Regions from separate parts of the Homo sapiens genome. Here region 1 is linked to region 2. Evidence: read pairs that join two places in POLR2A ChIA-PET (ENCODE). Cell type or tissue: B cell. All regions are shown on one strand. Each heading gives the region's core, and the rest is flanking DNA. Links, peaks and the distances in the headings are about the cores only.

Evidence for each region. ChIA-PET counts read pairs that join two places held together with the same protein. Peaks named below come from ENCODE experiments on the same cell type or tissue, not always from the same donor. Only the 100,000 strongest peaks of a DNase experiment are listed, where the experiment ranks them.
Region 1: POLR2A ChIA-PET joins it to region 2 with 7 read pairs; 1 of 35 experiments calls an interaction of 5 or more read pairs at or near these places.

What each region holds. Positions count from the first base shown.
Region 1 is chr14:74,048,124-74,054,257 of GRCh38, reverse strand. BBOF1 (basal body orientation factor 1) reads right to left here. Exons shown (of 12, transcript NM_025057.3): 8 at 4,063-4,556. Among named protein-coding and RNA genes, the nearest start is that of BBOF1, 32 kb to the right of the region's middle. In B cell, for the core only: no CTCF peak of the experiment used is centred there; no DNase peak of the experiment used is centred there; H3K27ac peaks cover 412 bases.
Region 2 is chr14:75,135,682-75,141,815 of GRCh38, reverse strand. It overlaps TMED10 (transmembrane p24 trafficking protein 10), which reads left to right. Exons shown (of 5, transcript NM_006827.6): 4 at 5,930-6,056. Among named protein-coding and RNA genes, the nearest start is that of NEK9, 12 kb to the right of the region's middle. In B cell, for the core only: no CTCF peak of the experiment used is centred there; a DNase peak (open chromatin) is centred at 3,155; H3K4me3 peaks cover 890 bases; H3K27ac peaks cover 2,310 bases.

The DNA of each region.
Region 1 (6,134 bases), core at 792-4,791, 1.1 Mb after region 2:
TGGGTGGTTCATGAGGTCAGGAGATCAAGACCATCCTGGCTAACATGGTGAAACGCTGTCTCTACTAAAAATACGAAAATTAGGCTGCGCGCAGTGGTTCACACCTGTAATACTAGCACTTTGGGAGGACGAGGCGGGCGGATCACGAGGTCAGGAGATCAAGACTACCCTGGCTAACATGGTGAAACTCTGTCTCTACTAAAAAATACAAAAAAATTAGCCGGGCATGGTGGCAGGAGCCTGTAGTCCCAGCTATTTGGGAGGCTGAGGCAGGAGAATGGCTTGAACCCTGGAGGCAGATCTTGCAGTGAGCCGAGATTGTGCCACTGCACTCCAGCCTGGGTGACAGAGCGAAGACTCTGTCTCAAAAAAAAGAAAATCAGCCAGACGTGGTGGCATGCACCTGTAGTCCCAGCTCCTCGGGAGGCTGAGGCAGGAGAATCGCTTAAACCCGGGAGGTGGAGGTTGCAGTGAGCCAAGATGGCATCATTGCACTCCAGCCTGGGCGACAGAGTGAGACTCTCTCAAAAAAAAAAAAAAGTTTAGGTTTTGGCCAGGTGCGGTGGCTCACACCTGTAATCCTGGAGCTTTGGGAGGCCAAGGTGGGAGAATACCTTGAGGGCAAGAGTTCAAGACCAGCCTGGGAAATGTAGTGAAACCCTTTTCTCTATAAAAATAATTTTAAAATTAGCCTGGCATGGTGGCACATGCCTGTAGTCCTAGCTACTTGGGGGGCTGAGGTGGGAGGATCGCTTGGGCCCAGTCAAGGCTGCAGTGAGCCATGATGGTGCCACTGCACTCCAACCTGGGCAATAGAGTGAGACCGTCTCAAAAAAATAAAAAAGTCGGCCGGGTGCAGTGGCTCACACCTGTAATCCCAGCACTTTGGGAGGCCGAGGCAGGCAGATCACAAGGTCAGGAGAGCGAGACCTTCTTGGCTGACATGGTGAAACCCCGTCTCTACTAAAAATACAAAAATTAGCCGGGCATGGTGGCACGCACCTGTAATCCCAGCTACTTGGGAGGCTGAGGCAGGAGAATCGCTTGAACCCGGAAGTCAGAGGATGCAGTGAGCCAAGATCGCCACTGCACTCCAGCCTGGCGACAGAGTGAGATTCCATCTCAAAAAAATAAATTAATTAATTAAATTAAAAAGTCTAGGTTTTGTCTTATGATTACCATATACTTCATTTTTTAAAAAATTTATTTTATTTATTATTATTTTTTGAGACTAGGTCTCACTGTGTTGCCAGGCTGGAGTGCAGTGGCATCATCATGGCTCACTGCAGCCATGGCTCACTGCAGCCATGGCTCACTGCAGCCTCGAACTCCTGGGCTCAAGCAATCCTCCCACCTCAGCCTCCCGAGTAGATGGGACTACAGATGCACACCATCATGCCAGGCTACTTTTTGTTTTGTTTTTTGTAGAGGTGGGGTCTCACTGTGTTGCCCAGGCTGGTCTTTAACTACTGGACTCAAATGATCCTCTTGCCTCAGCCTCCCAAAGTGCTGGAATTACAGGCATGAGCCACCACACCCAGCCGATTACCATATACTTCAACTGTCCTTTTCCAATCTACCATTTAAATAGATGATGTAATTTTTTTTTTTTTGAGATGGAGTCTTGCTCTGTTGCCCAGGCTGGAGTGCAGTGGCACAATCTTGGCTCACTGCAACCTCTGCCACCCAGGTTCAAGTGATTCTCCTGCCTCAGCCTCCTGAGTAGCTGGGATTACAGGTGTGTGCCATCATGCCTGGCTAATTTTTGTATTTTTAGTAGAGACGGGGTTTCAGCAACTTGGCCAGGCTGGTCTTGAACTCCTGACCTCTTGATCCACCTGTCTCAACCTCCCAAAGTGCTGGGATTACAGGCGTGAGCCACTGCGCCCAGCCCGATGATGTAATATGTTAACCACCATTTCTGCCCTGCTGATAGAGGCAATAGGACACTAAGGCTAAAGTGTTAAGGTGGTCAGTAGCAAAAATGTCACATAGAACACAGAATAGGAAGAGTCCAGTTACTGCAGTAACAATGTAGACAATCATTTAACTTCCTCTGAAAATGTATAACACTTACTATTTCGTAAACAAAAGGATATAAAGAAAACTGCCTTATATATGGTAGGGACTCAACTTATTTGATGTATTAAATAAAAAAGAGAAATTACAGCAAATCTCTTGGTAACAGTAGTAGTATTACAGATTTCTGAATATGACAAGAAGTAAATTATAGTTTAGGCATTTTGAAGAAGAATCTTATCTATCAGAGACTACTGAGCATGTCCAACCTTCTCAACAGCCATATAATTCAAAACAACCTATAAAATTAGTCCTTTAAAAATAATTTAAAGCAAAAAACACATTTGGAAGATGTTAGGCTGGGCATGGTGGCTCGTGCCTGTAATCCCAGCGCTTTGTGAGGCTGAGGCAGGAGGATCACTTGAGCCCAGGAGTTCCAGGCTGCAGTCCTTTTAAGTTTCTTGAGTTAGGGCCTTTGAAGAATCTAATTGCATTGGAATATAAAATAATTTTCTTTCAGAATAACCCTCAAAATGGACTATAATTTAATCCATGGTTTATAGGGAGGAGACTGCTCTAAGAAACAAAAATGCTAATAGGAAACAAAGTTAATCATTATGTAATATATAGTCTGCAACTGTCTCAAACATTCTGTTACCTTTATCATAGTGGCAGCAGATCTCTAAAATTTTGGAAAATTTTGGGGGACTTTTGGTTAATACAATGCTGGGGGCACTACTGATTGTCCTCCAATCCATGGGACAGTTCTCTATAACAAAGAATTGTTACAAATAATTGTTTTGGTTTTTTGTTTGTTTGTTTTTTTGAAACAGGGTCTCACTCTGTTGCCCAGGCTGGAGTGCAGTGATGCAATCTTGGCTCACTGCAACCTCTGCCTCCTGGGTTCAAGCGATTCTTGTGCCTACTGAGTAGCTGGGACTACAGACCCCCGCCACCACGCCCAGCTAATTTTTGTTTTTTGTTTTGTTTTTTTGAGACAGTGTTTTGCTCTTGTCACCCAGGCTGGAGTGCAATGGCGTGATCTTGGCTCATTGAAACCTCCATCTCCTGGATTCAAATGATTCTCCTGCCTCAGCCTCCCAAGTAGCTAGGATTACAGGAATGTGCCACCATGCCCAGCTAATTTTTGTATTTTTAGTAGAGACAGGGTTTCACCATGTTGGTCAGGCTGGTCTCGAACTCCTGACCTCAGGCGATCCACCCTCCTCGGCCTCCCAAAGTGCTGGGATTACAGGTATGAGCCACCACACCCAGCCTAATTTTTGTATTTTTAGTGGGACAGGGTTTCACCATGTTGGCCAGGCTGGTCTTGAACTCCTGGCCTTAAGTGATCCATCCGACTTGGCCTCCCAAAGTGCTGGGATTACAGGTGTAAGCCACCATGCCTGGCCTACAAATAATTGTTATATTGATTTTTTTTTAATTATATGGTTGGATAGATATTATCACCTATGAATTTCATCTCAGGATAGTAAACGGTACAAAATATTTCTGAAAGTATGCGTATCAAAAATGTTTAACCTGGATTGGTGCAGTGGCTCACGCCTGTAATTCCACCACTTTGAGAGGCTGAGGCAGGAGGATCACTTGAGGCCAGGAGTTCAAGACCAGCCTGGGCAACGTAGTGAGACCCTGCCTTTAAAAAAACAAAAAAGTTTAACCTGAATCTAATCAGGCTTTTATAACAAATGTCCAATTTATGGGAAACAAAGGAACAAGTGAAAAGATACATAATGACCTTATATATCTTATATAAAAAACAACCTATGGGAAAAATAGTCTCCTTAACAAGACTTCTATCATGAGACAGAGGGGAATATACTAAGAATACGTCCAAAGCCCCACATGCTATGCTAAGCCTAGAGATTACAAAGATGAATAAGTCAGTTCCTGTCCTCAAGTAACCTACTGAGAAATCTATTCAATACTTGAATATTATAAAACTAAACTTTTCAGACTTCCTCTTTCTGTAAAGGACACAAAAATAGCAGCAAAAAGATAATAATAAAGTATTGCTAGTACCATTTTTCGGCCTCCAGAAGATCCTGATTCACACTATTGGTGCTGTGCTCTCTGCCATCAAATGTTCTGATTTTGGGATATTCTGTTCTTCCTGTACATGCTGCTCTCATTTTTAAATTGAAAGCAGCTTGTGCTATCTGCTTATAATGCTTCCTGCTAATTAGGATCTGTTGCTTCACTTGGTGCAGAGCATCTAAAAAGAATCTTTCCACTTCTGTTCTCTCATCCAGTATGTTCTTGGCCAGCTTCTTCACACGATTCATTTCCCTGTCCTTCATCTGAAGAAGGTGCTGCAGCTTGTCAATTTCTACCTGACCTGCTTGGTTCTCTATCATTGCGTGTTGCTGCAGTTTTAAAACTTCACTCTCAAACTCTTTGGTCATGTAACTCAGAGCAGTCTCCAAGTTTACTACCTTCTTCTGAAGGGTTTGGATTTGTGATCTCTGCTGGACAAGTTGCATAATCTTTTCCTTAACCAACAGATCATTGATCTCCTAAAAACAGAAAGATGAGAGGTGATTTTTTTTTTCTTTTGAGATGGAATCTTGCTCTGTCGCCCAGGCTGGAGGGCAGTGGCACAATCTCAGCTCACTGCAACCTCCATCTCCTGGGTTCAAGCAATTCTCCTACCTCAGGCTCCTGAGTAGCTGGGATTACAGGTGCCCATCACCACGCCCAGCTAATTTTTGCAATTTTAGTAGAGACAGGGTTTCACCATGTTTGCCAGGCTGGTCTCGAATTCCTGACCTCAGGTGATCTGCCTGCCTCAGCCAGCATAACAGGCGTGAGCCACTGCGCCCGGCTGATTTTTTTTTTAATCATTCCAGAACTTAGGAAGTTCCTTACTAATTTCCATTACTTCATGAGATTTAAGTTTTATGCCAAGCTGAGGTGATATTTTGGTATTCTATATAGAGAGTAACAAACATCCTAGGGTCCTTGTCTGGACTTGGGAAGGCAATCTACTAATTATGAATTGTGCTAATTAAGAAACTTTCTTGCAGCCATGAAAAAGAATGAAGGGCTGAGCATGGTGGCTCATGCCTGTAATCCTGGAGCTTTGGGAGGCCAAGGTGGGTGGATCACCTGAGGTCAGGAGTTCGAGATCAGCCTGGCCAACATAGCAAAACCCTGTCTCTACTAAAAAATGCAAAAATTAGCTGGCCGTGGTGGTGCATGCCTGTAGTCCCAGCTACTCAGGAGGCTGGGTCAGGAGAATCACTTGAACCCAGGAGGTAAAGGTTGCAGTGAGCCAAGATCATGCCACTGCATTCTAGCCTGGGTGAGAGTGAGACTCCGTCTTTCTCTCTCTCTCTATAACTATATAGTAAAACATTAATAACTATATTGGAAACTATGGCATCTCCTTGTTGCCTATCCCAATATCTATTTTCCCTTTCCCTTTCCTCCATAGTAATAAAACCCCAACTTCATTCAGAAAGGCAGTTAAGTCCAGCTGAAAATTCCCAGTCTCCCTTGAAGTTCAGCATAACCATTTTCTAGTCAATGATATGTAAATAGAAATGTGTGTAGGACTTCCAGAAAGACCTCTTAAACGAGAGGCACACTTTTTTCTTTTTTTCTTCCTTCCTGCTATTTAAAGGAATGGTTAGAGCTCCAGCAGCGCCCCCCAGGCTGTGAGGTGAGTTTGAGGATGTAAGCCAAGTGTTGCAGAGCAAAGTTAAGGAAGCTGAGTGTCTATTAACTTTGTGGCACTACCATTCCTGCTGTGGATTGCTTACCTCCAGGCCTCCTTTAGGTGAAAGAATAAACCCTTGTGTGGTGATGCCACTGATGTCAGGACTGTTACTCACCGCTAAATGTATTCCTAAGTGACTCAGGGACCAACTCTAAGCAAAGAAAAATGAATATTCTAAGGTAGTAGAGGATAAGGGTCATATTTATGTTTCTGATATATTCTTTATAAGTTGAGTCTAATGCTTCTTATAAGCATTATAAGATTGAGTATTTAACCTTTTCAGATAAAAAAAGTGCATCATCCAGACAGATGAAAATGGTCTCATTGTCCTTATATATCATTATTATACCCAATTTTTGGTATTTACCAACCC
Region 2 (6,134 bases), core at 1,183-5,182:
ATTAGTCAAGCAAACAGGACAACTTATATAGATCCTTGTGGCCTAATATAGCTTGTTCATTTCACCTTTGATTCAGGAAAAACTTAGTATACTCATCTGGTTTTCTTTATTAAATTTCTAGTACTTACAGAATAAACTCACATAGACTTGGATTCTAATGCCAACTGCACCAAGCTGTGATACTTTGGGCAAATTATTTAATACCTCAGAGCCTTAGTTTCCTCATCTGCAAAACTTAAGGATAAAAATATTCACCTTATAGGGTTACGAGGATTAAATGAGATTACAAAATATACTACATTGTGAGCATATATGAATGGCTCTGATTCATTATACTACCTTTTTCATCCCCTTCCCTAATTTAGTCTCAGCCTAACTTTTGAGCCTTTTATTTGCTATTATCCCCTACCCTCCCCAAGCACAAGTGTGTGGCAGTTATGTGTGTACATGCACACATACCCTATAGTCTAGTTTCTAGCACACCAGACTACTTATGTCTAGACTATTCGTAGTTGCTAAACATGCCTGCACTTTACTCCCTCCGTGTTTTGGTTTACAGGTTCCCCTCAGCCTTGAATGCCCTCTCAAAAGTCCTGCCCAACTTGTGAGACCCAGCTCACCCACTTCCTGTTAAGCTTCACTTTGTCCTCCCAACTAGAACTGTTTTTAATGTGTATTTTTTGTTATAGAAGTTACTACATAAAGCCATATATTATGGTTATAACTTACTATATAAGCTGTGAGAGCTTAAGATCATAACTTACCTTGGTACCTTGCACATAATAAGAACTCAGAAAAAAACGTTAAGGCCTTAAAATGTTTAAAAAAAATCAAGAAACTTTTTTATATTTGTTTTAAGCTGGTAATAAAAGTCTATTGTTATATATTCTTGCAATAAAGTTTTTTTTTCTTTATTATTATTACTACTTTGTAATAGAGATGGGGTCTTGCTGTGTTGCCCAGCCTGGTCTCCAGCAATCCACCTGCCTTGGCTTCCCAAAGTGCTGGTATTACTGGCATGAGCCACTGTGCCCTGCCTGCAGTGAAGGTTTTTTGTTTTTTGTTTTAAACCACTGACTACTACTACTACTTCTTCATTTATTTATTTTTTTGAGACAGAGTCCACCCAGCCCAGGCTGGAGTGCAGCGGTGCCATCTCAGCTCACTGCAACCTCTGCCTCCCAGGTTCAAAGGATTCTCGTGCCTCAGCCTCCTGAGTAGCTGGGACTACAGGCATGCGCCACCATGCCCAGCTAATTTTTGTAATTTTAATAAAGACTGGGTTTCACCATGTTGGCCAGGCTGGTCTCAAACTCCTGGTCTCAAGTGATCCATCCGCTTCAGCCTCCCAAAGTGCTGAGATTACAGGCGTGAGCCACCACACCTGGCTAATTTTTTTCTTTTGTAAAAATAAACAGGCCAGGCCCAGTGGCTCACGCCTGTAATCCCAGCACTTTGGGAGGCCGAGGAGGGCGGATCATGAGGTCACAAGTTCGAGACCAGCCTGACCAACATGGTGAAACCCTGTCTCTACTAAAAATACAAAAATTAGCTGGGCGTGGTGGCACGTGCCTGTAATCCCAGCTACTTGGGAGGCTGAGGCAGGAGAATCTGGGTGACAGAGCAAGAGTCCATCTCAAAAAGAATAAACAACAGAAATTTATTTCTCATAGTTCTGGAGTCTAGGAAGTTCAAGATCAGGGTGCCAGTGTGGTCAGGTTCTGGTGAGGGTCCTCTTCTGAATGCATACTGCCTCCTCACTGTGTTCTCACATGGAGGAAGGCGGAATTACTTTCCTTAATAGCATTTAATTGTTAAGTCCGTCAGATTTTGGTGGTTTGAAAAGATCTTTGTTCTTTGATTTCCTCCAAATATTATTTGGATTTCTAGGTTTAGATTCAACATAGAAATATATCCATGATTGTTGTTTTTTACTATTGAGTATCCATGGTGTACTAGGTGTTTGGAATGGCAAGCTAGATTTCAGTACTGTTTTAGTCTCTTGAGATTTCTTTAAGATTTCTAGATTTTAAATTAGTATCATGAGTGAAGGTACTTATTAGGCAAAAATGGCTTCTAGGAAATGAGACCAAAATGAGACCTTCATCCCACTAATGAAGGTCTGAAAATAATTTTCTGGATGAAAGATGGGATTCAATAGATTTTTTTTTTTTTTTTTTGAGTCGGAGTCTCAGTTTGTCTCCCAGGATGGAGTATAGTGGCATGATCTTGGCTCACTGCAGCCTTGACCTCCCAGGCTCAAGTGATCCTCCTGCCTCAGCCTCTCGAAGTATTGGGATAACAGGTGTGAGCCACCACGCTTGGCCTCAGCAGAGATTTTGTTGAGGAAATAAAATCAACTTTGAAGATAGGAATTTGACTGTTTGGTTATGAATAGAGGTGTAGAGTCTGAAGTAGCACCTGTACTAGAAAAGGGGTTGGGAATTGAATGATTAACTAAACAATGTGGAATACTAGCTGTGTGGAATGCTGTGCAGCAGTTAAGAATAAGATGAATTGATAAGCACTGACATTTTTGGAAAGATCTTACTAAATGGAAAAAAGCTATAGAACAATGTGTGTAGTATGCCATTTATAAATAGATTTTAAGTTATATTTTTCTGTGTACATTTACATACAAAAGCATAGTGTCTCAGAAGAAAAGGTGTGGAAAGATAATACATCAAGTTTATAAGCATCTTTACCTCTGGAAAGCAATGTGGGAATTGAGGAACCATGAAGGTAGACTTTTGGTTTATATTCTCTTTGCTTCTGGATAGTTTAAATTTTTAGCCAAAGAATATATTTATGTGTTGGTTGTACAACTAAAAAATAAGTTTTATTACTGGAAAGGGATTGGGAACAGCTTGTGGGGGGCTGTAATCTACAAAAGCCATCTTCAGTACCAGGTTTAATTCCATCATTGTTTTTCGGGTTTTAGGTCTCTGGACTATTGTCCTTTAACAACAACAACAACAAAAATAAAAAAAAAAAAAAAAAAAAGAAGCAAAGGCTGTGGGATTCAGTAGGCTTTAAAGTAATTTTTTTTTTAATATCATTTTCAGCTGGCAGAGGCACAGCCATAGTTTCACTTCCAGTTTCTTTTGCAAGTTTCTATTTAGGGAACTTTAAATAATTTATCTCTAAGAAGTATCATGCCATTTCCTTTATACTGTCTCATTTAGGAAGCTCTGAGTGGGGAAGTATAGAGCAGGAGGGAAGATGTTAGACTAAGGTTCAGCTTGTATAGCTCCTGTATTTTTCTTGAGGAATTTTTTTTTGTTCTGCAGCTCTATATGAGATCAATGAACAGATATATATTCTGGGTTAATGACAAAACCTGGCATTTGGCCATTCACTTAGGAAAGTTAGCTCTGTGCATTAACTATTGGTTAAATCTTACACCCAGAAGCTGTTCTGCAGTTACCAGTCACACCGTTAACTCTAGCCAACATTTTACAAACGCAAGAAAATGTGCTTCTGGTGAGAGAAAACTGTAGGTGTATCATCGCAAGTCTATCACCATATTTTTATGGACCTTAAATATAAACTCAATTTTTACATCCCAATTTTAACAGCAGTTTGTTTTATTTTAAATAACTTTTGTTCATCACACATTTAGTGAAGAATATAATAAGAAAACATAAAATAAATGCCTCCTATTCATCCCTTGTTAACTGCTGTTAACATTTCACAAAGAAAAGGACAAGGACAATGAATTGAACAAAGGAGAGAAAAAAAAGTGGGCCATAGGGAATGTACAGTAAATAGGGAGTAAAGAAGCAGATATATAAACAGAATTATTAAGGCCAGGTGCAGTGGCTCACGCCTGTAATCCCAGCACTTTGGGAGGTCGAGGTGGATGGATCACCTGAGGTTAGGAGTTCAAGACCAGCCTGGCCAACGTGGTGAAATCTCATCTCTACTGAACATATAAAAATTAGCTGGGTGGGGTGGCACACACCTGTAATCCCAGCTACTCAGGAGGCTGAGGTGGGAGGATTTTTTTGAACCTGGGAGGCAGAGGTTGCAGTGAGCCAAGATCATACCACTGTACTCCAGCCTGGGCAACAGAGTGAGACTCCATCCTTAAAAAAAAAAAAAAAAGAAAGAAAGAAACAGAATTTTTTTTTTTTTTTTTGAGATGGAGTCTCGCTCTGTCACCCATCCTGGAGTGCAGTGGCACAATCTCAACTCACTGCAAGCTCCGCCTCCTGGGTTCACGCCATTCTCCTGCCGCAGCCTCCCGAGTAGCTGGGACTACAGGCGCCCGCCACCACGCCCAGCTATTTTTTTTTTTTATTTTTAGTAGAGACGGGGTTTCACCGTGTTAGCCAGGATGGTCTCGATCTCCTGACCTCGTGTTCCACCCACCTCGGCCTCCCAAAGTGCTGGGATTACAGGTGTGAGCCACCACACCCGGCCAGAAACAGAATTATTAAAGAATTCTCTATGTGGAAACTTTAAGAGCAACTGGTATGTAAAAGTTTTAAGATCTGGAAAGCTGGCCGGGCATGGTGGATCACGCCTGTAATCTCAGCACTTTGGGAGGCCGAGGCAGGTGGATCACGAGGTCAAGAGATCGAGACCATCCTGACCAACATGGTGAAACCCCATCTCGACTAAAAATACAAAAAATTAGCTGGGTGTGGTGGCGCACGCCTGTAGTCCCAGCTACTTAGGAGGCTGAGGCAGGAGAATCACTTGAACCCAGGAGGCAGAGGTTGCAGTGAGCCAAAACCACACCACTGCACTCTAGCCTGGCAAGAGTGAGACTCCATCTCCAAAAAAAAAAAAAAAGATCTGGAAAGCTCTGGTGGTGTATCTCATTTTAAAGCAAAGCATAATCTAAGACTGATAAGAAAAAAACAATAATGACATCTTTGCTGGTGTGACAGATGCCTCTAGTTATTAGATACTCTTAAGAGTTTTCTTAGGGGTCTAACTTGAGAGCAGAAGACAGTTAATTTCTTTCTCACATCCTTCATTCCTCAGCATACAGGGAATTCCTTGAAGATTTCTTTTGATAACTGGCTGTGTCATTCTAAAAGAAAAAAATACATAAAAAATTCAGTGCAGTTTTCTCACATCTGAGCTCTGATATTAAACCTTAAAGTTGTTGTAGGATTTATATGAACCAGAATTCTCTAATTGTGTATTTTGAATTATTACTTTAATGCTATAACAACACATGCTCACATTCCTATGTACTGTCAAAGGTTTAATGAATTTAGTGGTTTTTCTTCTAAAACCAGGTTTGACTTAATATGACTCCCACATTTATTGTATTAACAATAGTTTACTTCTTAGACATGAGTGGAAGTGCAAAGTAAAGTGCTTTACTAAAGTCAAAAATCAGCTGGGCATGGTGGCTCACACTTGTAGTCCCAACACTTTGGGAGGCCAAGGCGGACAGATTGCTTGAGCTTAGGAGTTCGAGACCAGCCTGGGCAACATGGCAAAACCCCATCTCTAGAAAAAGTATAAAAATTAGCTGGGTGTGGCAGTGCATGACTGTGGTCCCAGCTACTTGGGATGCTGAGGCAAGAGGATTGCCTGAGCCCAGGAGGTCGAGCCTGCAGTGAGCCAAGACTGTGCCACTGCACTCCAGCCTGGGCAACAGAGTAAAACCCTGTCTCAAAAAAAAAGTAAAAAATCTTGAGACAATAGTATATCTTACTTTATAGCCTACGGTTATTATATTACTTCTAAGATTTTAGTCAAAATTAAAGTATCAAAAAAGGTCTGAAATGGAAAGATATAGTCTATAGGGAAAGAAAGAAGCCCAAATTTTAAAATATGTTAGGATGATTGATAGGAGAGAATTTAAATCTGGTGAAACTTTAAAAAAGACTTCTCTGTTGCCTTCTTTATGTTCTTGACTGAAGCGATGTTTTCAGAGAGCTGAAAATATTCCATTCTTTTCCAGATTGCAAAAGTTGAGAAGCTCAAACCATTAGAGGTAGAGCTGCGACGCCTAGAAGACCTTTCAGAATCTATTGTTAATGATTTTGCCTACATGAAGAAGAGAGAAGAGGAGATGCGTGATACCAACGGTGAGGGGGAAGGCGACTCTTACTTCTTAAGTGACCCATAAATGAGACAGTCTCCAAACTTTCAATTCTGGTGTACCC